2 separate regions of the Mus musculus genome follow, and region 1 is linked to region 2. A link is a loop called in an ENCODE intact Hi-C map of the cell type or tissue named here. Cell type or tissue: left cerebral cortex. All regions are shown on one strand. Links, peaks and the distances in the headings refer to the core of each region. The heading gives the core; the rest is flanking DNA. Region 1 holds the start of Stx1b (syntaxin 1B). Region 2 holds the start of Zfp668 (zinc finger protein 668).

Region 1 (14,897 bases), core at 4,007-12,006, 52 kb after region 2:
AAACCAAATTCCAAGACCCTTGTCATCCGGATAAATCTGGAAACAGGCTGAAACAATGGAGGAACAGGAAGGGTCACTGCTTGATTGGAGATTTTCTCAAGGAGTCTCTTCTCCATGCCCAAACTGGAAGATATCAGAGCTATTTTACACACTTAGAAACTGGGGTTCAGGGGCTGGAGGGATGGCTCAGAGGTTAAGAACACCGACTGTTCTTCCAGAAGTCCTGAGTTCAATTCCCAGCAACCACATAGTGGCTCACAACCATTTATATGTAATGAGATCTGACGCCCTCTTCTGGAGTGTCTGAAGACAGCTACAGTGTACTTACATATATAATAAATAAATCTTAAAGAAAGAAAGAAAGAAAGAAAGAAAGAAAGAAAGAAAGAAAGAAAGAAAGAAACTGGGGTTCAGACACGCCAGGCATGCTTTCCACAAGGGTAGTGCTGATGTTCGCTCTCCTCTCGGCTGTGTCAGTAGCACAAAAGCATGATGGACAGGGAGCAGAGCTTCATTAGACATAGCTAATGGATGATCAGGCCTGATAGCTGCTCCCCATTCCTGAACAAGCAAGCTGCGGCAAGTCCTGTGTAGATGGAAGAGAGATTGAGCCAGAGTTCACAGGTGGATCCTCTGTGCATAACTCTCCCCCACCTGAAGCACCAGGTCTTCCCTGAGAACAGAATCTCTGAAAGAAACTCGACCCACCACGAAAGCGAATCTCTGTAGTCTGTATTCAAGACAGGGTTTCTTTGTGTGGCTTTGGCTGTCTGGGAACTCTGTAGACCAGGCTAGCCAGGAATTCAGAGTGCTGGAATTAAAGGCATGAGCTACCACACCCAGCCTGAAACATTTCTGTCTTCTTAAATCACTCGAGGTTGGAAGATTTTTTTGTTGTTGCTGTTTTGTTTCTGTTTTTGTTTCTGTAGCATAACAGCGAGCCTAGTATCCAACAGTTGTCAAACTTGATTGCAAATAAGAACCCTCAGAGGTAATTGCTAAGAACTCCGATTCCTTAGTCCCAGGCCACACCTGATTCCATGAATCAGAATTTATAGGAAAGGGGCTACACAATCTACAAATCTAATAGGCTTTCCCTCAAACTCCTTACGAGGGCTGGAGAGATGGCTCAGCAGTTAAGAGCATTGACTGCTCTCCCAGAGGTCCTGAGTTCAATTCCCAGCACCCACATGGTGGCTCACAACCATCTGTAATGGGATCTAATGCCCTCTTCTGGTGTATTTGAAGACAGCTACAGTGTACTCATATACATACAATAAATAATTTTTAAAAAAACTGGAGAAGCTAAGCTGTAAAGGCTATGATAGAGACGAGACCTCCAGGAGAGAGAATCATGAGGAACGGCATGGTGGCAGAAGAGTGTGGGCAATGACTTAAGACTGGACTCAGGGTCCTTAAGAAATGGCAGCGTGGGCTGGTGAGATGGCTCAGTGGGTTAGAGCACCCGACTGCTCTTCCGAAGGTCCAGAGTTCAAATCCCAGCAACCACATGGTGGCTCACAACCATCCGTAACGAGATCTGACTCCCTCTTCTGGTGTGTCTGAAGACAGCTACAATGTACTTACATATAATAAATAAATAAATCTTTAAAAAAAAAAAAAAAAAAAGAAATGGCAGCGTGTGCCAATATGAGCAACAGGGAAGAGGGTCCTTCCGAAGTGGGGCTGCCTGGTTATACCAAGACTCATGGAGAGACTACAAAAGAAGCTAATGTGTGCTGCAGGCTCACCCATAGGTTTACTTGGTAGATTTCAAGCGATCCTGGGCATGATCAGTGGAAGTCATTAAAGGATCTGGTGAGTGTCTGCCTAAGTCAGGGCTATGGATCCAAGCCCCAGTACCACAAGCAAGATGAAAAACAATCGAACAATCTGAGCATGGTGGCACACACCTTAAGGATCAGTTATTATGAGTGAGTGTGTGTGTACCATAGTGCAAGGCTGGAGGCCAGAGGATGACCTGCTAGAGTGAGCTTGCTCTCTTCATCACGGGTCCTAAGGACTGAAATCAGATCTTAGGTGATAGCAAGTGTCTCCACCTGCCAAGCTACCTCAATGACCCTGACATACACCTTTACTGCTACCTGGGAGGCTACAGCAGAGGGACAAGTTCAAAGCTGGCCTGAGCAAATTGGCAATATTCTATCTCAAAATAAAAATTTTAAAGGAGGAGCTATAGAGATGGCTCAGCAGGTAAGAGCACTTGCTGCTCTTGCAGAGGACCCAGCTTCAGTTTCCAGCAAGCTCACGGTGGCTTACAACCATCCATAACACCAGTTCCAAGGGGTCTGATGCTGTCTGCTGACCTCCGTGAGAACCAGGCACGTGCATAGTGAACATACATACATGCAAATGAAACACACATTAAGGCCGGGCGTGCTGGTGCATGCCTTTAATCCCAGCACTCGGGAGGCAGAGGCAGGCAGATTTCTGAGTTCGAGGCCAGCCTGGTCTACAAAGTGAGTTCCATGACAGCCAGGGCTACACAGAGAAACCCTGTCTCGAAACAAACAAACAAAAACAAAAAAGAGGGGCTGGTGAGATGGCTCAGTGGGTAAGAGCACCCGACTGCTCTTCCGAAGGTCAGGAGTTCAAATCCCAGCAACCACATGGTGGCTCACAACCATCCGATCACGAGATCTGACTCCCTCTTCTGGAGTGTCTGAAGACAGCTACAGTGTACTTACATATAATAAATAAAATAAATCTTAAAAAAAAAAAAAACAAAAAAAAAAAAAACAAAAAAGAAAGAAAGAAAGAAATACACATTAAATAAAATTTTAAAAAGTTTTTAAAATTAGGGGCTAGAGAGACAGTTTAGCAGTTAGGAGAGCATACTGCACTTGCAGAGGGTCTGAGTTTGGTTTACAGCATCCACGTCGGGCAGCTCTCGACTGCCTGTAACTTCAACTCTAGAGGATCCAAGTACCTGCATTCATGTGCTTGAATGCATGCATGCATGTGTATACACTGTACACTATATACAAACCCATATACATATTGAAAATAATAGTAAATCTGGACCGAGTATGGCCCAGGAGTCATCATCAATCTTTAAAAATAAGGACTGTAACTGTAAATGGTAAAATGTCTGTTTATCATACCCAAGGCTCAACCCCACACCACATCACATACAGCTTCTTATGTATGTGAGCACACTGTCTCTCTCTTCAGACAGATGGGAAGAGGGCATCAGACCCCATTACAGATGGTTGTGAGCTACCATGTGGTTGCTGGGGATTGAACTCAGAACCTCTGGAAGAACAAACAGTCAGTGCTCTCAACGGCTGAGCCATCTCTCCACTCCACCACCAATCTTTTAAAAAGTAAATAAATAAGCCGGGCAGTGGTGGCACATGCCTTTAATCCCAGCACTTGGGAGGCAGAGGCAGGCAGATTTCTGAGTTCGAGGCCAGCCTGGTCTACAGAGTGAGTTCCAGGGCAGCCAGGGCTACACAGAGAATAAGTAAATCTCTGGACAATGACAGGAGTCACTGTTGTCATCACATCTGCTGTTCCTGTGTCCCTTCACTCTGTCCTCTGACTTAACACACAGCGTCAACTCACTGTGTTCAAGGATCCACAAAGTCCCGGGGATACCAGCAGTGAGCACTGCAGACGAAATACGCCAAATACACCAAATGTGGGATGATTTTCTTTCTCTTTGTGCCTGGGAAAAGGTGTGAGTCAACATGCCCATTATTCAGATTTCTAGTAAGCAACAGCTTTGTGCTTGGTCTGTGTCAGTGCCTGGGGGAATGTAGACAACCATTAGGCCTGTGCTGTTCTGGTGGGAGACTGGACCTTGGCCTCACAGGATGGAAGTATGAGTGTCAGGGAAGGGGCTCAGTACTATCCCACATGCAGTGAACACACAGTGGGGCGTCGCAGATGCTTGCAGGCTATGCTTTCTTGGCAGAAAGAATGATGAGGAGGGAAAAGTAGGTGATATTGGCGTAACCAAATGGAAGAGTGGGTGTTTATTTGTTTTAAATTTTTATTTTTATTTTATAACCTATGAGTATTTTGCCTGCATGTATGTATATGTACCACATGCATGTATGTATATGTACCACATGCATAAAAAGTGCCTGAGGAGGCCAGAAGAGGGCATCCAACACACTGTGATTGTCACTGATGGTTGTGAGTGCCATGTGGGTCCTAGGACCGGAACCTAGGTCCTCAGCAAGAGTAACAAGTGCTTTTAACCACTGATGCAGCTCTCCAGCTCATTAATTTTGTATTTATTTTAAGTGTGTGAGGCCTGTGTGTATGTAAATGTACCACCTGGGTACTGTGCCTGTGAAGGCCAAGAAGAAGGCATCAGATCGCCAAGGACAGGAGTTACAGGCAGTTGTGAAAGCCATGGAGGTGCTGAGATCTGAAGCTTGTCATCTGTAAGATAGCCAGCACTCTTGACTGCAGAATTGTCTCTCAACCCATTTGTTTCTTTTTCGAATCAAAGCCCCATATATAACCAGGCTGACCTCCAACTTGACCTCTTCCTAGATTACAGGCAGCCACCACCGTGTCAGACCTTAGATTCGTTTTTTGAGCATAATCCTAGAAGCCATGGGCTGTGGGAGGCGGAGCCTCAACAGGTAACATTAGCATACTCAGACAACTTGGAGATACGACTAGTATCCAGAGAGGAAGGAGGACATAAAGGGAAGGGGCTTCAAGAGGGAAGACCAATGAAGACTGTCCCTGGTGGCCCAGGTGGAAGGAAGGTGAGGAGAGCACAGGCTGGCCTGAAGTAGTTCCGACAGGAGGAAGGTCAGGACAAGGCAAGCCAGGACTGAGCTGTAGTTTAGTGGTAGAGCATTCACCTGGCGTGTGACAAGCCTAACTTCAAACTCTGGCATTAAAGGGAGGGAGGGAGATGCTGCCAAAGAGAACCCCATCTTGCAACATCGGAATGCTACTTAACCCTTTGAACCCGCAGCTTGCTGATCTGCACACTTGGGGTAGCAGTAGTGGCTAGGAGGCTGATGAGTTACCATGTAGGGAGGAAGACATGGTGGATACGCAGAACACAGCAGCAGCGCTGTGGGGAGGGGAGGGAGACAGGGACAGGTTCTGCTCCACTGAGTGGCTGGGTAGGTAGAGATGCCATCATGGATGAGAACAGGAAGAAACACTTCTGGGCCACTATCCCTGGGGTCTCCACACCAGAGTCCTGGCCATACTCGCTATAGGTAAGCTCTGCCAGCATGGTTTTTCTCTGTGTTCTTGGCTCTGGCTTATAGCAGTGCCTTTCTCTGAGATTCCCTGGTTTACAGGTATAGGTGAGTGGGTACTACAGGCATGAAGATGCAGGAAGGTACAGTAGGCCAAGATGAGAACCTAGGCTCAGTGGGTGAAGTGTACCTGAGTCAGATCTCCAGCATCCACACAGAAGCTGTGTACAAGAGCACACCTCTATACCCCTGTAAGCCTGCAGGCCCCAGAGGCACAGAAACAGGAAGGTCCCAGCTCAACCAGTAGATCAAAAATGGTGTAAGGTTGGGTTCAGTGCAAGAGCCTGTCTCTAAAACAAAAACTACAAGTAAGCAGGGCGTGGTGGTGCACACCTTTAATCTCAGCACTTGGGAGGCAGAGGGAGGTGGATTTCTGAGTTCGAGGTCAGCCAGGGCTATACAGAGAAACCCTGTCTCGAAAAAACAAACAACACAAACAAACAAAAACTACAAGTAAGGTGGGGAATGACAGAAGCCACCCAACACTGACCTTTGACCTACATGTGTGCACATGTACAAGTGAGCACACCTACATACACGTGTACGTAAAGTCAGAGGGATTAAAAAGGAAGAAGATAACTTAGCTCCCAGGAGCCCTGACTGAGGGTCACAGATCAGAGGAAGAACTGGAGGGAGGGGGGAGGCAGAACTCAGAGGTTAAGGGCGTGGGACGTGGGGGGCGGGGGCAGGCGAGGTGAGGAGACAAGAAGAGAGTCTTGTCTTGGCTGTAGGAACTGTTGAAGGTCACAGACGGTAGGCCCTGCCTGCCATGACACAGATGAATGGTGTCTTAAGGTAGTTACTGGGTATTTGGCAAAAGCAGGGTGGAAGCCCACCCAACTGGGAGTCCAAACCCCACTGCCATGAGAAGAAGAACTGAAGTAATATTTAAGGATAGGATGGAAGGAGGGAGAGCAGAGGGTGGCAGGCTCTCTGGACCTTCTGCAGCACCAGATTCAAGATTCTACACCCCCACCACCACCAAAGATTCTACTCCCAGCAGACATCTTCCTTCCTTCTGCATCCCCATCCTCACCCCAACCCCCGGCTTGGGGGATGGAACCCAGGGCCTTGCAGGCAAGCATATACCACTGAGATTCACTCTAGGCCAAGATAAATATCATTTTTAACACAGTCATCCAAAATCCCAGACCAAAAGTCTCAGCAGGTAGTGACCACTCTGTTCTTGGGGGTTGACAAGCTGAGATCCACCAGTGCCAGGGCACTCTCAGGTAGGGTGACAAAGGATGTACAGAACAAGCCCCATGTCCTTCTCAGCAAGCAATAGCCACATACAGGGTCAGGTTTGTTATTTCTAATGCCCAAAAGACTCTTCCGCAGAGCCGAAGGGACAGGATAAAAGGAAGTCCTGCGTAGGCTCACAGACACTCCGCTCCTCTCAGGTTAGTCCCTTAGTTCATTGCCTTAGACCTTCTCTGACGGTCCACCCCAACTGCAGTTTACCCAGCATCTCTATCCCTGCCTCTGCATCTCTCCGAGCTTCTTGGGCTCCCCCCTCCCAACTTCTGGGCCTCCCCAGTGCCCCTCCCTTGGGTGCCCCTCCCCGGACTACAACCCCCAGGCGCCCCCAGCCCGGGGCGCTGCGCATGCCCCCTGCTCCCCGCCCCCTCCGCTCCCCCTCCCTCCCTTCCTCCTCACCTCCCTCCGCCCCCCTCCCCCGCGCCTCGGCTCCCGCATCCCTCCATCCAACCCTGTGCCGCAGCCGCATCGCCACCGCAGCCTAGGCAGAGCCCAGTCGGCCCAGGCCCCTGTCTCTGCCTGGCCTTAGCTCCCCGCCCCCCCGCCGCGCACCTTATCCGCACATCCCTCGGAGGTCTAGCCCGGTGCCCCCAGACCCCGGCCTCCAGGACAGAGGCAAGAGGCAGAGAGCAGCAGCGGAGGCGGGAGGACGAAGAAGGGGAGGAGGAGCCCGTCGCAGGATGAAGGATCGGACTCAGGAGCTGCGGAGTGTGAGCTAAGGGGTGGGAGAGGTGGGGAGGCGGGACCCTGTATTTGGGGAGCGCTTGGGGGATGGAGTGGGGGAGGTTCTGAGACATGGGGAGCAAATGATGAGACTAGAGGTTGGAAGCCAGGAGCCCTCACATCTCCTGGCACCTGGTATCTCCAGTGAACCTGCAATTGGAGGACAGTGGCTGGAAGGAGTTGGAGGCCATTAAGACACAAGGGGGCAGGAGAGGTCTCAGGGGCCTGGGCAGCCCAAATGCCCGGGAGGACCCTAGAATCTAACCTGGGGGTGGGAGAAAGTGAATGTCAAGAGAGGATTGGGGGACACCATCATCCCCTAGAGCAGGCTTGTCAAATTAGGCGGATGGAGGGGGTGGTTGCTGGCCAGGCCGGGTCCAGGAGGACCCAGATTTGGGATGCTATGGAGGACACAGGTTGGAACTAGATGCCAGCACCTGGCAGTGAATGAAGTGTGTGGTGGTACTGGTGGTGGTGGTGGTGGTGGTGGTGGTGGTGGTGTGTGTGTGTGTGTGTGTGTGTGTGTGTCCACGCGCACGCGCACTGGTATGTTGCTCCGTGGGGAGAGGGCACTGCTCAGAGGGGGAGTGTGTGTGTGTGTGTGTGTGTGTGTGTGTGTGACTGAGTTCCCCTGGGCCAGAGCCTCAGCTTAGGTGACCCCAAAGGTGAGAGAGGAGAGAAAGATCCATCCACCAGGTCACAGAATTGGGTTGTGTGACATAGGCCACACAGTGCTTGGGGGAACTGGAGCATGGGAGCAGCCAGGGGCAGGCTGCTGGAAGCCAGGGGCCAGGCTCCAGGCGGTTGGCCAGCAGAGCTGGAGGAGGAAAGGTGGGGGGCTGCAGGGGAGGCTGCTCTTTGGAGGGACTGTGCTCGCCTGCTGAGAATGGTTTTGGGCAGGGAGGGTGCCGAGACATTTTAAGAATGACATGAGCCCAAGGAGCTTGAGGTTCCAGTTTGCTGTGTGACAGTGGCCTCTGGATTGGGATATGTCAGAATTCCAAGGGATTGTTACTCTACGTGACAGATTGGGAAACTGAGGTTCAGGGATGGGAAGGGACTGGCCCAAGGTCATCAAGCAAGTATGTGTGTGGTACAGGTCAAATGGCTCAGGGGCCTCCAGGCTGCCGAGTTGACCATGGGACTACACCCTCCGGCCTTTGAAACACAAGTTTTAGAGTGTTGTTGGAAGCCTCCAAAGGTTGGGCCTGGAGTTGGGGACCCTGGTTCACAGGCCATACGGGGAAGGAACACAGTGGCTCTTTGGAGAGGAAGTGGGGAGAATGAAGGAGCTGACTGTGAGGGAGGAGATGTGAAGGAGTATTTACTGCGTGAGGAAAACCATAGTAGCAATGGCAACTGTACTGTGTGTGTTTTATAGGAAATCACCTCTGATTCCCGGCAATCTTATGAGGCTGGTGTTAGCATGATCTCATCTCACAGAAAAGGGAACAGAGGCTCAGAGACATTAAGGAACTTGGCCAAAGTTACAGAGCTAGAAAAAGGCAGGATTCAAACCCAGACCAGCAGCCTCAGTATCCTAACCGCCCCCCCTCCAGGTGCAGTTTGCAAAGCAGGTTGTCATGGCAATCCCATTAGATCCCAACCAACTTCCTGGTAAGGTAGACAGAGAGTCTGCCTTGTCTAATATTCAGGAAAACTGAAGCCCAGAGGGTTTAAAGATTTCCCCAAGCCACACAACTAAACAAGGGAGAAAATAGAATTCGAACTCAGATCTCCAGCAGCCAAGAATATTCCATGACTCCCAAACCTAGAGAAATGCGATAAGGTGGGGGTGGAAGTGTGGTATAATTAGAGGGAGAGGGAGACAGAGTGGGGAGAACTCTGAGTGAGTCAGGGCTCCCTGCCCAGAGGTGAAGAAACCTGTGGCCAGGGCTGCCGGAGGGGGTGGGGGTGGAGGAAGCCAGGTGGCTAGGGCAGTAGGCAAATGATGTGGAGAGCTGGGGGCTGGGGGGTTACGGGGCGGGGGGGGGGAGATTGGGTAAATACTGATGGCTTTGCTGTTACTCACAATTTGGGAGAGTGGAGATTGGGGAGGGTGCAGGTGGGGTGGGTAGGAGCTCCAGATGTCTGGAGTGTTAAGAGTGTCTGCCAGAGTTGAAAGCCATGCTGTGGGAAGGCAGTGAGCTGGAGGGGAGGGGAGGGGAGGGCATGGTGAGGGGCATCAGGAGTGCTAGCCCAGGGGCCTGCTTGTCTCGCCAAGGAGTTTTCAAATCTGTTTATCATTTAGAGGTTGAGGACTCAGACTTAGAAGGCAGTTTGTTAGTTATTTCACCTGTGACCTTGGGCACAGTACTTGGCATGTCTGGTACTCTCGGGGTAGTTTGGTGGTAGTGGGTGTGTTTTTGTTTGTTTTGGGGAGTGTGTGTGTGTGTGTGTGTGTGTGTGTGTGGGTACTGGGGGATTGACCGGAGGGTATTGAATTCACTAGGCAGGTACTCTGTCATAGAGCTACTTCTAAGCCTCAGTTTCCCCCTGTGCCATTTGAGAGTAAAGTGCCACCTCATTTCACAGGATCATTTTGAGAATTAAAAGTTAATTAATACTTCCAAGCTGTCTAAGGAAGGGCCTAGTGCACAGCAGCGCTCTGGGGTTGCTATTCCTAGGTGACTTTCCGGTTCCTCTGGAACATTACAGAAGCCCGTTTGGATGTCTCCTAATGGATTTTGATTTTGGAGTTACCTGAGGGCTACAGGAAAGAGACAGACTTGACAGACAGAGGCGCGCGCAGGTCGGTCCTGCAGTTGGTGGAGCTGGTGTTGAACAGCTTCCTGTCTCAGGTTGCCCAGCAGGTTCGGTTTGGAGGTTCTATGCTGGATATGGAACCTCAGGCCACAGAGAAAACAGGAGGGCCAGTCCGGGCTGGGGGGAGGGGGAGGGGGAGGAAGGAGGAGGGGGACTAGGGGAGGCCAGAAAGAGAGGAAGCTCTGGCTTGTAAGAGTCCGCAGAGAACATTCATAACCTCCAGGGCACTGGGCCTTTTCCTGCCTCGAGCTCTACTGCCCAGAGTGTGACTCCCATTGCCTTAAATTCAGTTTCTCCCAAATTACAGCATAACTGGACACAACTCAGATGTCACCTCCTCAGAAAGACCCTTCCCGGCCATTATGCTTGCCTCCATCACATCCTCCTGTCTGTCCAGTTACTCCCCATCATGAGCTGCTGTTTTTTATTCACTTCTCATTGTTTGTCTCCCCCTCCCCCACCGGACAGTCAGCTCCTTGGAGGCAAGCCCTTCCTTCCCAGGCATGTTCATCCCCGGTACCCATCATACACAGTTGTTAGATGCATGAGGGATGCGGGGAGGCAGGAAGAGGATCAGGGTGGGGGTGGGCTGCGGAGGAGAAGAGGAAGTGGGGCTGGGCTGCACCATGGGCCATGGGAGACTAGGGGAGCGGAGGCCCAAGCGAAGGATTCGGATGGACAGAATCCTGAGGGACACATAAGAGCGTCTGATGGACAAGATGATGAGGTCTGGGTGGACAGTGTATGGTAGTGTGTGTAAGGATGTGTATATACACAAACACACACTTGTTTTCTTTTCAAAGATTTATTCCAGACACATCGGAAGAGGGTGTTAGATCTCATTTCGGATGGTTGTGAGCCACCATGTGGTTGCTAGGATTTGAACTCAGGACTTTCAGAAGAGCAGTCAGTGCTCTTAACCGCTGAGCCATCTCTCCAGCCTGAACACATTTTTTTTTTTTAAGATTTTTTTTTTTTTTTTTTTTTTTTAAAGATTTATTTATTTATTATATGTGAGTACATTGTAGCTGTCTTCAGACACACCAGAAGAGGGAGTCAGATCTTGTTACGGATGGTTGTGAGCCACCATGTGGTTGCTGGGATTTGAACTCTGGACCTTCGGAAGAGCAGTCGGGTGCTCTTACCCACTGAGCCATCTCTCCAGCCCTTTTTTTAAGATTTATTTATTGTTATATGTAAGACACTGTAGCTGTCTTCAGACACACTAGAAGAGGGTATCAGATCTCATTATGGATGGTTATGAGCCACCAGGTGGTTGCTGGGATTTGAACTCAGGACCTTAGGAAGAGCAGTCGGTGCTCTTAACCGCTGAGCCATCTCTCCAGCTCAGCCATCTTTCCAGCTCCTGAACACATGTTTGTAAACACACATTTGTGAACATGCACTCGGGAACACACACACACACACACTAGGACCCTCTTGTTGCTGATGTGGAAAACTTGACTTTAAGGAGGCTGGGGAATTGGATTGGATGCCCCTCAAGGCAGTGAAGCCTCAGTGACAAAAGCTTTATTAATCAAGTCCTTCCCGGTGTTCACCAATTGGTGGACAGTGACAAGCAATGCCCTGACATCCACCAACACCTTTTTGGCTGACCACCCTTGCACAAGTTATGTAATCTTTCTGTGCCTCGGTTTCTTCATCTGTCGAATAGGAATAAGAGCATCTACCTCATTGGATGGTTGTGAGGTTAAATGTGAGGAACTGCATACTGGATATGGGATCATGGCTGAATCCTAACACTTGAGAGGGTGAGGCAGGAGGATTGCTGCAAGTTCAAGGCTACTCTGGGCCACACAGTGAGGCCCTAGCAAGAAGTGGGGGGAGGGACAGAGAAATAGAGCAAAAGACTGTGGGCAGGATAGTTGTCTTTGTGGCCAAGTAAGGACAGAGGGACTTCCGCATGTTGGCAGGATGGATGGAAAAAACCTGGAGACTTGACAGGTCCCCACTTCAAACTCAACCTCTGGCTTTGTTTGCTGTGAGGCCTCAGGCAACAGGGCAGTGTGTCTAAGCTGTCTCCTCACCTGTCACAGTCCACCCTCATCAAAGATTCTCTCCCTGGCAGCTGTAGGCATTTCCCTGTGCGCGTTTGCAGGGGGGTCCTGGAGGGGCTCTGCGGGAGGGGACTGCAGCTTGACAGAGGAAGGTGTGAGGCCTGGAGGGTGGAAGCCCACAAGGCTGGTCAGCTGCTGAACTGGTGTGGGCTTTTTGGCCTCTCTCTACTTAAAGTTCTTCCATTTATAAAAGAGGGCTGTGATAATGTCTATCTCGGGAGACTGTTGTAAGAATTAAATGAATGGGTCTGGTGGTGATGTGAAACAGAGGCAGGAGGATTCCAAGTTAAAGGCTACCTTGAGCTACAGTAAGACTTTCAGAAAAACAGGAGCTGGGACTTTAGCTCACACACACACACACACACACACACACCCCACCAAGGGAAGGGCCGGTGGAGGTGGGGGGAGACAGATACAGACAGACAGACAGAAAGAGGTCAAGAGTGAATTAAATGGGGTTGGAGAGATGGCTCAGCAGTTAAGAGCACTAACTGTTCTTCCAGAGAACCTGGGTTCAATTCCCAGCACCCACATGGCAGTTCCCCACCATCTGCAACTCCAGTTCTAAGAGATCTGGCACACTCGCACAGATAGACATGCAGACAAAGCACCAATGCACATAAAGTAAACTCTCTTTTTTTTAAGTCAATTAAACGGGCAAGCGCATGCAGGACTACACCGAGCACTTCAGAGTGCACCCGGCACTCCATCAGCCTCTGCAGTATTTGTCAGTGTTGCAGTTGTGCTGGCCAGTGGTTGTCACAGAGTTCGTTTGTATGCTTTAGGCAGGCATTTACTATGTTAGTCCTGTGTGGCTTGGCACTGGCTGTGTAGACCAGAGTGGCCTCGAAGTCACAGAGACCCACCTCCCTCTGCCTCTATTGTAGTTAACAGTGCGGGCCTGCCAGGTATAAGCCTGCTTTGGAGACAGGATTTTACTCTGTAGTCCCAGCTGATCAGGATCCTGTGCAGGCTAGGCAGCCCCTGCCCTTCACACACTGAGCCATCTCTCCAGACCCTGTTTTTGTTTAAGATTTAACAAAATGATTTTATTTATTTATTTCTTTATCTATTTATCTATCTATTTATTTATTTAATTTATTTTGTTGTTGTTGTTGTTGAAACAAGGTTTCTCTGTGCAGCCCCGGAGGTCCTGGAACTCTGTAACTCTGTAGACAAGGATGGCCTCAAACTCAGAGGTCTGCCTGCCTCTGTCTCCTGACTGTTGGATCTAAAAGGTGTGTGCCATCACACCGAGCGAGCGAAAGAGAGAGAGAGAGAGAGAGAGAGAGAGAGAGAGAGAGAGAGAACACACATGAGTACAGGAGCCTGTAGAGACCAGAAGAGGGCATTGGATCCCCTGGAATGGAGTTACAAGCAGGTGCTTGTTAGCTGCCCAACATGGGTACTGAGAACTGAACTTGGGTCCTCTCCAAGACCAATACACATTCTTAACAGCCAAGCCATGGCTCCAGCCCCTCTCTCTAGAGAGTTTTGGTGAAGATCCAAAGACATACCGAGAATGTAAGATGCATGCAGAGGCACTGGTAGGTGACGTTGCTAGCTTGGCTGGTCAGGATGCAGAGGCCTGAGTAGGAACTGGCCCAGGAGGAAATGAGCCCATGCAAATGGTTGCTGAAGAGCCTTCAGGGGAGCAGAACTAGGGTGGCCAGACCATGGTGTCCTGGTCCCAATCTGCCTGGTGCCCTTGGGCAAGTCATTGTCCTTTGCCCACCGGGCTCCGTGCTCCTTCATCTATGAAATGGGAACAGTGTTTGCCCAGCTTTTCTCACTGGGCTGTGGTGGTGAGGATCAGAAGGGATTACAGCCGTGAGTATCCGTGTACACAGGAGTTTTAGCTTTCCTTGTGGTCATTAGCCAAACCAAATCACCTTAGGCCCTTCTACCTTTTTTCCTGTCTCAAGGGCAAGTAAATAGGCAGCCTGGATACTCTAGGAAGAATCTAAGGCTTTGAAAACAGGCGAGACTGAAATAAGACTTTAGGAAGGACTTCCTGGAGTTGGCATGGGAAGGGAAAGAGACAGAGAAGAGGAAGGTTCCCGGGTTCCTAGGCTGTCAGAGGTTCCCCTGCCATGCGTGAAGCTGGCCAAGAGTAGGTGGGAGGGAGGAGGAGGAGAAGGTCAGCAGGAGTCTGTGGCCCTGGAGGAGGAGACACCGGAAAATCGCGATGAGAAACTGGTACATCCTACAAATGAGCCCAGCTCCTGACAGGCTTCCAGGGCCAACGTCTTCTGGTGTCTGTCCTGAGGCAGGTGGAGGCTGGAGAAGCCAAAACTCCTAGCAGGGTCTTTGAGACCTTTTTTTTTTTTTTTTTTTTTTTTTTGGTTTTTCGAGACAGGGTTTCTCTGTATAGCCCTGGCTGTCCTGGAACTCACTTTGTAGACCAGGCTGGCCTCGAACTCAGAAATCCACCTGCCTCTGCCTCCCAAGTGCTGGGATTAAAGGCGTGCGCCACCACGCCCGGCCTCTTTGAGACCTTTGAGCTCGGTTTGAGAAACAGGTGACTTTGGCCTGCCACAGGAGGTCCTCTCTGGGTTATGCTGGTCTCAGAGCTGCCCTTACTTGGCAGATCCCAAGTGATCTTAGTGTCTTAGTTGCATCTTGGTCCCATCTGGCTCTGTCTGGGTTCAATCCGAACAGACTGAGATACATTAGAGCCAAGTGCAGTTCCTTCATAGCCTGTCTGACTTCCAGGAGGGCCTGTGTGTGATCTGCCCCAGGCCCGTCAGCTCTCCCTTCAGGTCCCAGAGGCTCCGCTTGATTTCAACCAGGCTCTCTTGGCTGCATT
Region 2 (14,897 bases), core at 3,161-11,160:
GTCTCCTTGACTCCCATCTACTTTCCCCACCTGCTGTGTGGATTCTGTGCCTCCTGAACACGCTGGGCTACTGGGACTCTGACTGTGTCCCCCAGGCCTCTTGGTTTCATGTTCCACCTGCAGTACCTCAGTACCATCTGACCTGCCCTCCAGTCCCCAGTCATCAAGGTTCTCCTCACTGCCTTCTGTAGCATGTTGGCCTCCCTGGCCACTGGCTACCTCTAGTTTGGTGTCCTCATGCTCCTGTAGATGCTGCTCTAGAGATCCCTGGCCAGAAAAGCCACAGCCACATAGGGTACAACGTACAGCTGCTGCCCTCTGGGGACATCCTGACTGTCGCCGCTGTTGACTATCAGAATGTACCCTCTGATGGTCTTTCAGGGCTGTGCGGTTGGAATAGGTCTTAAAACAGAAAGGGCAGCTGTAACGGCTGGCCTCAGGGTTGCACTGGTGGTTCATGAGACTGCCAGCATGGCGGTAAGTCCGGCCACACTGCCCACATCTGAAAGGCCGGTCCTCACGAGTCAGTTTCTGGGTGCCCCTACTCCTGCGTCGCTCAGCATGGACTCGCTGGTGGTTGGCCAGCTGCTTTCGCAGGCGAAAGGCTTTCCCACACTCACTGCAGCGGAACTGTCGAGGGTCTGCATGGATGCGCCGGTGGTTCTTGAGTGACATGAGGTTTGAGAAACCCTTGGAGCAGGCCTGGCAGCCAAAGTGGCCAGTCTGGTGGCTCTGCCGGTGATTGATAAGGCTGCCAGCATGCTTGTAGGTGCGGCCACACACTTCACAGCTAAAGGGCCGCTCCGAGGTGACCTCAGTCTGACAGCCTGTCTCCAACTCCTGCTCCAGCTCCTCTTCCTTTACAGCGGTCCCCTCCCACACTTCTTCTTTGACACCTGCCAGCTCCTCCAAGGGCTCCACTTTAAGCTCTTCCTGGAGTTGCCCTATGACAGCCTGCTCCTGCCCTGCCTCTGCTGCATTCTGGGGCTCACTGCAGCCTCCTGCTTCTGAGATGGGCCCCATTTGGGGCTCTGAGCCTTTGCAGCGAGGGTGATTCCGCAGATGATTCCGGTAGGCAGCCAGATTGGGGTAGCAGCGGGAACAGACAGGACAGATGAAATCACCTGTCTGGTGGATCTTTCGGTGGTTTACCAAGCTGCCTCCGTGGCGATAGGTCTTGCCACACTGGTTACATTGGAAAGGGCGAGGGTGGGACTCCAGAAAGCTTTCACCAGCCTGCATGCAAAGGCTGTCTGCAACTGTGCCACCTACTCCCTCTTCAGACTTTATGTCCCCACCTTCTTCTGAGACGGAGGTCACTGTGCCCTCAAAGCCATGATCTGCAACCATTTCTGTTGCATCACCTGCTCCTTCCAAATGGCTAGGAACATTCTCTGTCCTATTGCTAGAACTTTGACTTTGGTGGTGACGCTCCAGGCTCCCCAGGTCATCATAGGTCTGACCACAGCAACCACAAATATGACCATAACCTGCTCCATCTAGAGCTTCCACCTCACGCTGCAGTTGATTCAGCAGCTCTGCTTCTGAGAGTTGCAGGGGAGGACTATGGGTAGAGGCTGTTTCTGCTGTGCCTTCCTCCTCTTCTTCTGAGCCCTCAGTCATGGCAGAAGCTCCATGAGCCTGGCGCAGATGACGCCTGTAGCCAGTCCTCCCAGGAAAGATCATACCGCACAGGCAGCAGAGGAAGGGCTGTGCTGAGGCTACCTCTCCTGGCCGATGGGTCTGGAAGTGACTTCGAAGGGCAGGCAGAGAATCAAATTCCTTTGGACAGAGAGAGCATTGATAGATGCCTGGAGGGTGGCAGGACCTATGGCTCAACAGGCCAGCAGCATGGGAGAAAGAATCTCCACAGTCAGAACAGGTGTGAGTGGCTGCGGCCTTCCAGACAGTGTCAGCGTCAGCAGGGTGGGAGGAGGAGTCAGAGTGGCAGATGCCCCTCTTCCGGTCACTGTCCATCCCAGGGAGGCCACCACAGAAGCCAGTTTCATTGCACTCATCACCTGGGGTGCCTAGGTCGTCAAGGAAACAGGCCTCTCTCTCTTCTAGTCCTTCCTCAGTGCCCTCTTTATCACCCAGAAAACAGGCTTCCTCCCTTTTAAGCACACATTCGTTGCCTCTAGATCCAGCCTGCAAACAGTCCCCATCCCTTTCCAGGTTGTCTTCAGTTTCACAAGGACTTTCTCCCAAAGGATCTTGGGAAGAATCTGGGTCCTCGTCGTTTTCCAGCTTCAGGGTCCAGGCGCCCCCAGGTGGGAGCGTGGCTACTTCCCCTGTACCACTATCTTGCTTCTGCCGCCTTCTGTTCCACTGCCGACTGTGACGCCGTAAATGGCTTTTCATCGCAGCCATGGTATGGAAATGCTTGGCACAGGCCCCACAACTGAAGTCTCCTGTCTGATGGGTCTGCCTATGGTTAATAAGGCTGCCTGAGTGGCGATAGCTCTTGCCACAGTCTTGGCAAGCAAATGTTCTAGTTGGTGACACCGTGCTGTCTGTCCTGCTTTTTTCTCCTTCCCTGTGGGTCACGCTATGATGTTCGAGACTTTTGAGATCTTCAAACAACATTCCACAAATGCTACACACCTGTGGCACTGTCCTATCTGCCATTGAGGGGTTACTGGTGGCCTCTTCTTCACGTTTGCATGCATGTTCCTCATCTCCGTGGAATGCTGCTTCCATTCCCACTGGATCATGTTGTTCTTTCTTGACAGGGCTGGGTGAACCTTCAGTCCCTGGATCTGTACTTCGGCGTGTAGCCTTGCAATGTACCCGCACATGGTTGCGCAGAGCCATAAGGTTGGGGTATTTTCGAGGACAAAGTGAACACTGGTACTCTCCTGTCCGGTGGCTGTGGCGGTGGTTCACCAGGCTCCCTCTGTGGCGGTAAGCCCGACCACACTCATTACACTTATAGGGACGATGGTCCAGGCTGGCAGTGGGGACCTCGTCCACTTTTGGAGTATTCTCGGCTGACGTAAGAGCAGTTGAGGACACTGATGACTGACCACCTTCCCCAGCTCCTTGCCGGGGTCTATGATGAGCACGAATATGGTTTTTCAGAGCAGCTGCATTGAATAGCTGCTTGGAACAAATGGAACAGGGGTAGATACCTGTTTGGTGGCTTTTTCGATGGTTGATGAGACTACCTGCATGACGGTAGGTACGGCCACAGTCTCCACAACAGAAAGGTCGATATTCCTCTGAGCCGCCATCTTCTAGCTGTCCAGAAGAGCTGAGCTCCCCAGAACCATTCAACATCCCTGTTTTAGATAGCTGACCCCAACTCCTCTCATCTGCGTGTCCATTTGTGGTAGGCATCTCTTTGTCTTCCCATGGTTGTTCCTGCTTTAGCCCCTCATGGGACTGCTGATGTTCCAGCAGATCCCTGGGGAGCCGAAAGGCACGGGGGCAGTGAGGACAGTGGTAAGGCCGATACTGGGCATGGAGTCTCGAGTGGTTCTTCAGGGCCATGAGGTTAGAGAACTCCTTGAAACAGATGGAACAAGGGTAGATGCCCAGAGTGTGACTCTGGCGGTGGTTGGTGAGGCTCCCGGCATGCTTATAGGTCTTCCCGCACTCACTGCACCTGTACTTTCGCTCCCCCTCAGTAGGAAGAGGCTCAGTGGGCTCCTGGGCCTCTGTGAAGTTCACTACTGATTCAGCCAAATACTGTTCCAAATTGCTAAGAAGGTTGCTCGCTGGAGTGGGGAGTGGTGATGCTCCTTCGGAACTGACGGCGGGCACCCAGTCCGCCGTACCTCCTTTAGAATCTGGCTGCATTTCTAAGCCTTGTCTTTGTTTGGTAGGTGGATCTTCCCACGTCCCTGACGCTGCCCTGGGGTCAGCTCCAGATTCCCAGTCATGTGTCTCTCGTACCAACTTCGTCTGATTTTCCCAGCCTTCCCCAGATCCAAGCCTCTGACCCCAGGAGTCAGTAGCCATGGTCTCACTCCCAAGGTGTGGAGCGGTTTCCATGGCATGTGGAGGCCCGTGCCTTCGGTGGCTCTCAGGAGCATGAGTCCTCATATGGCTCTGGAGGGCCAAGCGATTAGAAAAATCCTTGCCACAGGTGGTACAGGGGAAAAAAAGAGTCTCATGGTTCCTCTGATGGTTGGCCAAGTTCTCCGGGTGACTGCCATAGGGGTGAGGGATGCCATCGGCTTCCTCCCCGTCCTGCTTAGCAGATGAATGGCGCAGTTCTCGATGCCGTGCCAGTTCTGGGAGGTTAGGAAAGTGGCGCTGACAGTCAGAGCAACTGAATGAGAGGGGCATGTCCTCCATGAGGCAAAGCGGTAGAAAACCCCTGGAGGCTCAGGAGGGACAGACAGGTGGCAGCAGCATTCTCTCTGCAGAAGGGCTGAGGCCTAGAAAGGGGGGACAGTAGTCAGAAGGAAGGATCGAGTCAGTTTTGTTTCTTGGTTACTAAAGCAAGTCGCAAAGAGGTTCCCCAAACATCCATGCCAAGGGACCCGCTCTCTCTTAGGTCTGGAGGTTCAGAAAGCCTCGCTATGCACAAACTCCTAGAAATGTTCCCCCAGGTTTAAGTCATCTCTAGAGCCTGAGAGAAATAAGGAAAATAAAATCTGGAGCCTAGACAGACTGATTTTGTTTTTTAGGTTATATATAATGGATCTTATTGATCTTCAGACTGTGCACTCTATCATTCTGACAACCTAACAAAAATCTATGAGGTGTGTGTTTGTTTTTGTAACAACGAACCAGAACTATTTGCTTTTGAGATATGGTCTCAGCTCACTGTAAAGTTCAAGCTGCTCTGGGATTCCCTCAGTCGCCCAAACTAGTTTCACACTTATGAATTTTCCTACCTCAGACTCCTGAGAGTTGAGATTGAAGGAGACAGCCACGACTGTTGGGCAGGCCTTACACAGACGTGCAACCTTTCTTTCTTCACTCTTCAGCTAAACCGAGTGGTCTGAAAAGAATGGCAGAGCAGCTGCTTTCTTCAGTGGTCACCTATGTGTTGTAGAAGGTAGAGGCCCTCTTAGGGACGAACCTGGCTTCAGTGGTCACCTATGTGTTGTAGAAGGTAGAGGCCCTCTTAGGGATGAACCTGGCCTTTTCAGCATCACACTGTTTCCCTGTTAGGCGTTAGTTTTACTTCCTTTAAGTACATTTAATCCCATTCCATTTCAGGTTGAAAGTTCATTTTATTCTCTGCCTTTTCTATCCCCTACCTACCTTACCTTGCTGTCTCCAACACTTTTCATTCCCTCTTCTACTTTTTCTCTAAATTATGATAGCAACTCAGGCTGGACAGTACCATGGGCCAAGCACTGCTGTTACACAAGTGTATTTGGGGTGGGTGGGTGGCATTTCAGACAGGGTCTTACTATGTAGCCCTCGCTTCCCAAACTGGGACTAGAATCATGCGACACTATGATAAGCTTGTAAGTACATTTACACCACTAAATCCAAAGCCGTGTTACCTCGTTTTTTTACATAAACTCACTTCAAGAGGCAACCTTCATTCCAAAACCAGCAGCAGCTATTCATTTCTGCCACATCATCTGGCCTTTCTCCGGGGCTGACTAGTCTCCTGGGACCCTAGCACAACTATTTCTAATCTCACCAGCTGAGCCTGGTCCCAGAATTCTCACTTCTCAAAACTCCTTCACTCGAGTCCCCTTTTCCTAACCAACCACCATCACATTCCTGTAGAGTCACTCGTCTTTTCTGCCAATTTCTTCTCTAGATCCCTACCTCGCACCAGGAGTGCCTTCTGGTTCCCGCCGCCGGCGCGTCCGTTGGAGGTCGTGAACGGGAGCGCGCCTGCGCACTGGGACCCTTACCCTAACTGCAGCCGCGAGCCATAAGTGGTGGCTGGTGCGAGAGTTCTCGAGCCCATACACACGCACACTCAGCCAGGGTACCCGGGAGTGGTAGCTGAGGGAAAGGTGCGGGAGAGAGGAGGAGGTAGAGGGAGCAGGGACAGCTGGTATGAACCCAGAGTCTAGCCCAGTTCCGCGGACACTTCCTATTGTTACCAGGAACCAGGAAGTGTCCTAGATGCTAATGCTTCCCCGCGAAACTTCCGCCTGGGAACACTTCCTGTCCCTCCCGCGGGCAGTGTTTCCGCACGGACACGCTTCCGGCGCTAGGTTCCGGGTGGGCCCGACTGTTTGTTTTCTTTTTGTTGTTTTGAGACTGGGTCTAACTCTGCAGCCCGGGCCGGCCTCGAGCTCGGAGCAATCCTCCTGCCTCAATTTCCAGAATGCTGGAGCTCCCAGGCAGCGTGAGCCCCCACGCTCCGCTGCGGGCGCAGCTCTGGCTCCGCCCACGCAGGTCGGCGCGGCGTTCGGATGGATTTAAGCCACACTTCCGTCCAGAGCTGCTGAAACCCTTCGCGTGCTTATTCGGGCAGTACGGTCACAGGAAAGACCCTGCAGCCCCGGCTACGGCGCTTTGGTGACACTTTTCACGAGGTTCCATAAAAGCTTCTTCCCAGGGCTGGCGTGGAGGGATCCTCGCTGAGTCCTTTCCTCGCTGTTAGAGGAAATGTGGACTCGACGTGGACGCGGGCACCACAAAGCCCGAGCGCCCTCTCCGCATCGTCCCACCTCCTAGCTCCTGCAGACGCTTCCGGCGACTTGGCGGGTGTCCGCCGTCAATCAGCCCGGCGTGCCAGCCCCTCAGCACCCAGAAACCCTTCGCAAGATACTTCTCTGCTTCCGCAGGCTCGGGGCTGCTTCCCTAAGTTTTTCCTTCCTCCCGAGCAAGGAAGGCGGCCTTCCACTTCCGCCGTCTGCCCGGCGGCCCCTCCCCGCCCTCCCTCCGGGTCCTAGCGCCTGCCCCTCTCCGACTGTCCCGAGCTCCGTCGGCGCCAGGCACCGCCGCCAAAGCTGCGGAGCCTGCGAAAACCGATCCAGGTAGGACACGCCGGCGGGAAGTCGCGGGGGCTCGGGCAGCGGCCCCCGACGCGGTTTGGGGTGCTCCCGGCTTCACGTGTGCTGCCGAGCGGACGGAGTTGACCAGGCGCGAGCATCCCGGGCGGGGCGAGCCGTGAGCGGCCTCGGGCGGGCTGCGGGCCCAGCAGGTCCTAGAACCCGCCCGGTGCCCGCCGGTCAGTGCTTTGGATGCCCAGGCTCAGCGGACGCGACTGCCGGCCCTGCTCGGCGCGGACCCGGGGGTCCTAGAGTCCGCCATGTTCCGGGCTTTTGTCTGAGTGGCGAGGGCCTCGTCGCCGAGTCCTTGGCGGCTGCGCCCCCCCTCCCAGTCCGAGGTTCTGCCCGCCCCTCCCGCGGTCCTAAAGAACGCCATTTTGCAGGTCTTTGTCCTGCTCTGAATCCTCCGTCCATTCATTTCTTCATGCCTTCCTTCTTCATTCATTCTGCCCTGTTCCGCTCGCCGAAGCTACGTTATCCTAGGGTTTAGTCCCAAATGAGTCAGCATACAGCCCCGCTCTGCGGGGGCTGCCTGTCTGGCGAGGACACCCGCACAAACACGGTTGCAGAGAGCGAGGAGCGCTGGGTTTCTGCAGGTCTTGTCCCTCCTCAGAGAGTCTGGTAGGCCCTACTGCCCTGCAAACTCCCGTATGCTGTTCCACTATTCCACTGAAGAAATTGAGTCCCCGAGCGCGATGCATCCCTCATCTTACAGCTCGTTATTATTTTTGTGGGGAATGGAGTATTGGAAGCATGCAAGTATCTTCCCATGGGAGAAGGAAAAGGAGGGACAAAGGGAATTGCATATGGAGGTGGTAAAGTTTGTGAATTGTTGATGGAGCTTTGGTTGCTGACCAGAGTGGACGCTGCTACAGAATCTGAGGGTGGAAAAATGGGATCATGTGAGCTGACTGGTTGTTAGGCCTAGGATATCATTAAACATTCACCACAACACAGTTTCATCAAAAGGCTCAAGGTTTGGGAGGCTTATATGTTGACCTATTTGAGGATTATATCTAGATGCCTCTTTTTTTTTTTTTTTTTTTTTTTTTTTTTTTTTTACCACACCTGCGCTGCTCCCTCAAACCCAGCTTTGGGGACACTGAGTCTCATTAACGTGTGAGAAATTAAAATGTCATCTCTCTTACTGGGTTTCATCACAACAGTAAACAAATTGGAGTACTAGGGTGATACTTGAACCATGTGACCTTGTAAAAAACGGGGCATTTAAGTTAATAAATAGTTGGTGACTGACTCTCACAAACTCCTACAGTGGAAGAGGCAGAGGCTATAGACCTGGGTGTGAATTCCACCAGAAGTTTGCTCTCAGTCACCAAACAGTTTTGGAGTAACAGGTGCGTAGAACAAAGTTCCCTGGACCCGATTGCTGGAGGTGAAAAATTAAGAACCAAATAATAACATATGCTAGTGCTACAATAGTCAAGGGGACAGATGGCAGAAATGTCCATATCTGACTACTTGGCTTCAAATACCAGCTAAGTCTGTGGTAATTGCCTGGCTTTTCTGTGTTATCTCTTATATCTCGTGTGTTTTTGTAGCACATGTGTGGAGGTCAGAGAACAACTTACTGGAATTGGTTCTGTCTTTCCATCATGTGGGTCCTGAGGATACAACTCAGCCTCGACAGAAAACGCCTTTACCTACTGGGGCATCTTGGGTTCTTGTTCTTGCCCCAAGAACAGGAACCTAACCTTCCGGCCTGAAGCTCTCCCCTTAGGGCTTTATTGAACCTTAATTACTGCTGAAAAGACCTTGTTAGCAAACACAGTCTTGGTGCGGCTAGAGCTTCAACATAAGAATTTTAGAAGACAGATACTCAGCTATAACAGGCTTCTAAGGCATCAGGACATGAACTTAAGTCAAAGAAGTCAGTTAAGTGTGCATAAAATACACATGATGTGTAATCCATGGCAGGAAGCCGGCACCTTAAAAGAAAAGGTTTTTGAAGTTAAAATGTAGTTAGGATAAACATCTCATTATCTGAAAGGAGTATATGAGGTGTGGTGGTGCACATAGTAACATTATAACACTCAGGTGAGAGTTCCAGGCCAGCTGAGGCTAATAGTGAAACTTTGTCTCAAAGCTAGAAATTGCAAACAGTGCCACGAAGAAAGACATAGAGCCAAAGTACAGGATTCACAGCTGTAATCCCTACACTGAGGGGGTTAAGGCAGGAAGAAGAATCAAGGCCAGCCTGAGCTACATAGTAAGATCCTGCACACCCCCTCCAACAACAAGGTAGACAAGAAAACCTTCATTATTTTTTATGTATATGAGTGTTATGCTTACATGTATGTATGTGTACCAAGTGTATGCCTGATGCTTACATGTATGTATGTGTACCAAGTGTATGCCTGATGCTTACATGTATGTATGTGTACCAAGTGTATGCCTGATGCTTACATGTATGTATGTGTACCAAGTGTATGCCTGATGCTTACATGTATGTATGTGTACCAAGTGTATGCCTGATGCTTACATGTATGTATGTGTACCAAGTGTATGCCTGATGCCTGTAAATGGGAGTTGTAGGTGTTTGTGAGCCACCTTGTGGGTAATAGGAACCGAATCTGTGTCCTCTGGAACAAGAACAATTGCTCCTAACTACTGTGCCATCTCTCCAGCACCCAGGAAGGCCTTCTTAGAGGGAGGGAGATAACCAAGCTTGGTGACCTGAGTTTAGCCTCCTAGAGCCATCTAGTAACAGGAGAGAACTGACTGTGCAAGCTGTCCTCTGCCCTCGACACCCTCTAGTGAGTGTGCATACACATAAACAAAGAGAGGAAATACAGTCTTTAAAGAAAAAAAAGAAAGACAGCCTTATAGAGGAAGTGTGTGGGAGCAAGACCCAAGTAACCAACGAGTTAAATACAGAGATACAGAGGTCAGGAGACTGAGGGGTAGCAGTTTCCACTGTAGAACTGCTAGTATAAATGACTAGCATGGAAGGAACTGAAGTCTAGAACGAAGACAGGAGGCCTGGAGGTGTGGAGCCTTGCAGTGGAAGTGAGGGATGGGACAGAGCTGAGCAGGAGAGAGATGGGTTAGAGAGAAGTACTGATCTTTGTCCTGGGAAGTGTCCTGATTTTGCTGAAGAATTTTAAGTGAGCAAAGAGTGATTGTATAGAGTCCTGCTCCAGCTCTAGGGTTGGAAGAGCTGAGCTTTGACTTTGGGCATCTTAATTAGCTGTGGACTCTTCTGCCTTGTGAGGTTTTTTTTTTTGTTTTGTTTTGTTTGTTTTTTTTTTTTTCTGGTTTTTGAGACAGGGTTTCTCTGTGTAGTCCTGGCTGCCCTGGAACTCACTTTGTAGACCAGGCTGGCCTTGAACTCAGAAATCCGCCTGCCTCTGCCTCCCAAGTGCTGGGACTAAAGGCGTGCGCCACCACCGCCCGGCCCTTGTGAGGATTTTTATATAGAGTTGTAGTAAAAATGATTCCTCCTAGAAGTACTTGAAGATCTAAAAAATGTGTTCTCTCTCTTTCTCTTTGTTTCTTTCTTTTGTTTGTGTTTCTGAGAGTAGAACCCAGTGCCGCACACTGTCAGGCAAGTACTTTCCCCTTTTATATCCTGGCTCACGTACCTAGTTCTTACATGTTAGTTGGAATGGTGAGAGTTTGTTTAACGTACCAGTTTCAGGGTTGCAGAGATGGTTTGGCCTGTTAAAACACTAGCCATACAAACCTGACAACCTGAGTTCAAGCCCCCAAACCGAGGCAAAAGCTAAATTTGGTGGTACACATCTGTAATCGAGCACTGCTATAGGGAGATGTACTACAGAGGCTTGTCAACAAACTAGCCTGGATTACACAGTGTAGCAACAGTAAGAGACCCCACCCACCTCAACAAGTTGGAAAACAAGCTGACTCCCAGTTGTCCTCTGCATACCTACATACATACAAATAAATATGCTTGGTGCCACACACCTATAGTCCTAGCACTGGGGAGGCTAAGGCAGGTGGACCTCTGAGTTTGAGAACACCAGGGCTATAGAGAAACCCTGTCTTGAAAAACCAGAAGAAAATAAAAGAAAGGAGGAGGAGAAAAGGACTAGGGTGTGGCAACAGTGGGGTTGGGGAGTGTCCAGTCCACTGGAGCCTAACCACTGTGAGCTGTCTAGCATGGGTGTGCGAACTGGATTCATAGCCTCCAGTCCAGTGCTTCTCAACTTCCTAACGCTGCTGCCCTTTAATACAATTCTTCATGGTGCAGTGACCCCACTACTTCCTAACTGTAATTTGCTACTGCTATGAATTCTAATATAACTACTGTGTTTTCGGATGTTCTTAGGTGACTCCTGTCAAAGCCATTGGAGACCCACTGGTTGAGCACCATTGTTCTAGAAGACCAGTGGGTGCTCTGCTCGGCAATCTCTCTGGCCTGTGACTTTTTTTTTCTTTTTTTCTTTCTTTTTTTTTTTTGGTTTTTCGAGACAGGGTTTCTCTGTATAGCTCTGGCTGTCCTAGAACTCACTCTGTAGACCAGGCTGCCCTTGAACTCAGAAATTCGCCTGCCTCTGCCTCTCAAGTGCTGGGATTAAAGGTGTGCGCCACCATGCCCGGCATGTGACTTGTTTTAAAAGATTTATTTATTTATTATATGTGAGTACACTGCAGCTGTCTTCAGACACTCCAGAAGAGGACATCGGATCTCATTACAGATGGTTGTGAGTTTTGAACTCACCTGGCTGCTGGGATTTGAACTCAGGACCTTCAGAAGAGCAGTCTGTGCTCTTAACCACTGAGACATCTCTCCGACCTCTGCCCTTTTTTTTTTTTTTTTTTTTTTAAAGAATAAAAATATGATGGGCAGAGGCCAGAGGATTTCTGCGTTCGAGGCCAGCCTGGCCTATAGAGTGAGTTCCTGGACAGCCAGGGCTACACAGAGAAACCCTGTCTCAACACCCCACCCACCCAAAAAAAAAAAAAATAATAAAATAAAAATATAACAACAAAAGTAAAAATACAGATTGCAGTGTCCATGTCACCTTCATTAGATGATGGTTCTTTTTGTTTGCTTTTTACAAAAGGGTTGGTTTTTGTTTTTGTTTTGTTTTGTTTTTTAATCTTTATTTGTGTTTGGACTCGTCCACAAATGCCCAAGGGGCCAGAAGCTAGATCCATGTGAGCTGAAGTTGCAGGTAGTTGTGAGCCACTCAGTGTGGGTGCTGGGAACTGGACTCAGGCCCTCTGGAAGAGCAGCAAGTCTCTTAAGTACAGCGCCATCTCTCCAACCACTTGTTATTTTTATTAAATTAGGACCTTGCTCTGTAGTCCAGGCTGGCTTGGAGCTAAAGAGCATCCTGCCTAAGACTCAGAAGAATTAGGGTCGAGAGTATGCTTCTAGGAGTCCACTGTTGCTGTCTGAAGACACTCCAGAAGAGGGCATCAGATCCCATTACAGATGGTTGTGAGCCACCTTGTGGTTGCTGGGAATTGAAATCAGGAACTCTCAAAGAGCAGTCAGTGCTCTTAACTGTGGAGCCATCTCTCCAGTCTGGTCCCAGACTTCTGAGCAAGAGCTCAAAAACTTTAAACCCCAGAGTTAAGGCTCAGCCATGTTAAGTTTCTAGCCGTATGACTTGACAAGTCTCTTTACTCTCAGAACTCAACTCGCTCTCATCTATAAAATGAGGTCAGGGCTTCCAATTTTAGGCTGTGTGAGAATCATGCCAGGTGCCACACCCAGCTGATGACTTCTGATAAGACTCCATAGTTGAGGGAAGCAGTCTGATTCCATTCGGTCCTCACACAGCCCCATGTGTTAGTGCTTTGTTACCTCAACTTTGCAGAGGAGAAAACTGAGGTTCTAAGATACACAGTAAATTGAACAAAAAGTCACATCAGCTGGGAAGTGGTAGGGGCTGGATTTGAAGCTGATGGTTTGCCTTCAGAATATACTGGGTTGCACAGAACTCTGTATACTGACAGATAGATGTAAAAAGGTTAGGATGCTGTGGGACTTGGCAAGTACTTAGTGGATGTGAGCTGTCCTAGGGATGAACCAAGCAGAGCCTCATGCGTGCTATTGAAGAACATTGTTGCTGGCCTACACTCCCAGCCTGGCTTTTGTTTTGCTTTGCTTTGTTTCTTTTGGGGAAATTTAGGAAGCTAGAGATGTGACTCAGTGGTAGAACACTTATCTGGCCTGTATTAGGCCCTGGGTTCAAATCTTACTCTCCTACCCCACCCCACCTCCCTTCCCAATGCTTCCTGGTATGGTGCTGACTCTACAGAGCCTTTCAGGGGCTCCATTGGTCAGCCAGGTAAACTGCTTCTATAATTACCTTCTCTGGAATAGGCCCCAACCCCACCACCACCCCACCCTCATCCTCTTGGATGGGCTCCATCCTCCTTCTCCACCCCAGCTCCTGTGGTGTACAGATGAGGACACTGGTCTGTAAACAGAGCCTAGTCAGTGATGTACAAGTCTGAACACAACCTGGCCTGCCACCCTCTGGGCACACCTGGCTCTCCTTGCCCACTCTCCCCTGCCCCAGCACCACATCTAAGCTTCTCTTAAGAGGATCTACCCTAATCCTCTTCCCTTCATCTCTCTGGGAGGATGAGCGGGTGTTAAGACTGATGCAGCTGTTAATCCTATTTTTTCCCAACTATGATCCTAGGAGCAGCTGTGTGGATGTTGTCTGGGCTCTTGGCCAGAAAGTAGGGACTCAGCAAGAGCTAGTATCCCAGGAGGCCTCGCTAACTCAGACACATCAGTTGTAACTGAGGAAGAGGCTCGGACTGTCAGCAGTAGGTCAGGCTGCCTTAAGAGTGAGTGAGCTCCTACCAGAGTTTTAGAGCTGGGACTAAAAGGGACTCCACTAAAAGGGACTCCAGTGCAGAGGATGGACCAAAATTCCTATCTGGGGTGGTGTGCCTTATAGCTATGAATGGTCAGAATTCTCTGAGCAGTTGCTCCTCCAGAACTGGGCCAACATACAGTGGAGACCCATTACCTCCAAAAATAGCCATCCACCCTGCCTAAACATTGGTTCCTCCTTTCTCTGGAGCAAGTCTGTCTTTCCCGAGCATTTGGAGATCTTAGGCCGTGGGTAAAAAGGAAAGGAACATTGTGAGGGTAGTGGAACCTAGGCATTATAGGAACGCCAAGGGTTTAGAAAACGGGTTAAAGGGCAGACAGGGCTGGTCCTTCTGTGATGCTGGCCCTCACTGCTTTCTACCCCTAATGAGAAGATCACAGGGGAGACTTGAATGCAGTACCAAAGGTGGGCTTCATTAGTAGGAAGGATGTAGAGGTCCTGTGGCTTGGGCTGAGGAACATGGGGGTGGGGGGAGTATGGGTGTCATCCAGTTACCTTTGTGACTGCAGAGATGGCTCAGTGGTTAGAGTACTTGCTGTCCTTGCAGAATATTCAGGTTTAATTCCCAGCACCGACATGGTAGCTCACAGCCTTAGGCACTAAGCATAGGCATGGGCCAGTAAACATTCATACATGGAAAATGAAAGTGATATTTTCCTTAAAGGTAGGGTCACCTCTGAGATATTGAGAAGGCTTTGGTGAAGAGGGGAGCCTTGAAGAATACAGAGGGATGGTTTTGGTCTAATTTTGCTTCTTTTGCAGAGAAGGCCTACTCACCAAGGCCATGGAAGTGGAGGCTACAGAGGCCAGGTCCCCAGGCCCCTGCTACAAGCGCTCTGGCCGCCGTTATAAGTGCCTGTTTTGTACAAAGACATTTCCAAATGCACCCAGGGCAGCCCGCCATGCTGCTACACATACACCCACAGACTGCACAGAGGAGGTGAGGGAGGCCCAGCCAAAAGTGGATACAGAGCCCAAGGCGGAGGAAGCCAGCGGAGACAAGGTATCAGCTTCAGTAGCCAAGCCCCGGCCCTATGCCTGCCCACTGTGCCCCAAGGCCTACAAGACAGCTCCTGAGCTACGCAGCCATGGGCGCAGCCACACTGGTGAGAAACCCTTCCCGTGCCCA

The links. A loop is a pair of places that touch in the nucleus more often than their neighbours do. Peaks named below come from ENCODE experiments on the same cell type or tissue, not always from the same donor. Only the 100,000 strongest peaks of a DNase experiment are listed, where the experiment ranks them.
Region 1: a loop joins it to region 2, with 2.0 times the contacts of the local background. A loop is called at or near these places in 2 of 42 quality-filtered maps.

Annotation. Positions count from the first base shown.
Region 1 is chr7:127,816,594-127,831,490 of GRCm38, reverse strand. It overlaps Stx1b (syntaxin 1B), which reads left to right and starts at 6,960. Exons shown (of 10, transcript NM_024414.2): 1 at 6,960-7,231. The coding sequence starts at 7,202. In left cerebral cortex, for the core only: a CTCF peak has its summit at 7,438 (motif pointing right); DNase peaks (open chromatin) are centred at 8,064, 8,429, 8,773, 8,987 and 4 more places; H3K4me3 peaks cover 3,299 bases; H3K27ac peaks cover 2,629 bases.
Region 2 is chr7:127,868,058-127,882,954 of GRCm38, reverse strand. It overlaps Zfp668 (zinc finger protein 668), which reads left to right and starts at 6,119. Exons shown (of 3, transcript NM_146259.4): 1 at 6,119-6,908; 2 at 14,531-14,897. The coding sequence starts at 14,553. It overlaps Zfp646 (zinc finger protein 646), which reads right to left and starts at 5,254. Exons shown (of 3, transcript NM_172749.4): 1 at 4,848-5,254; 2 at 1-4,385. The coding sequence starts at 4,302. In left cerebral cortex, for the core only: no CTCF peak of the experiment used is centred there; DNase peaks (open chromatin) are centred at 6,115, 6,310, 6,667 and 7,188; H3K4me3 peaks cover 3,268 bases; H3K27ac peaks cover 2,587 bases.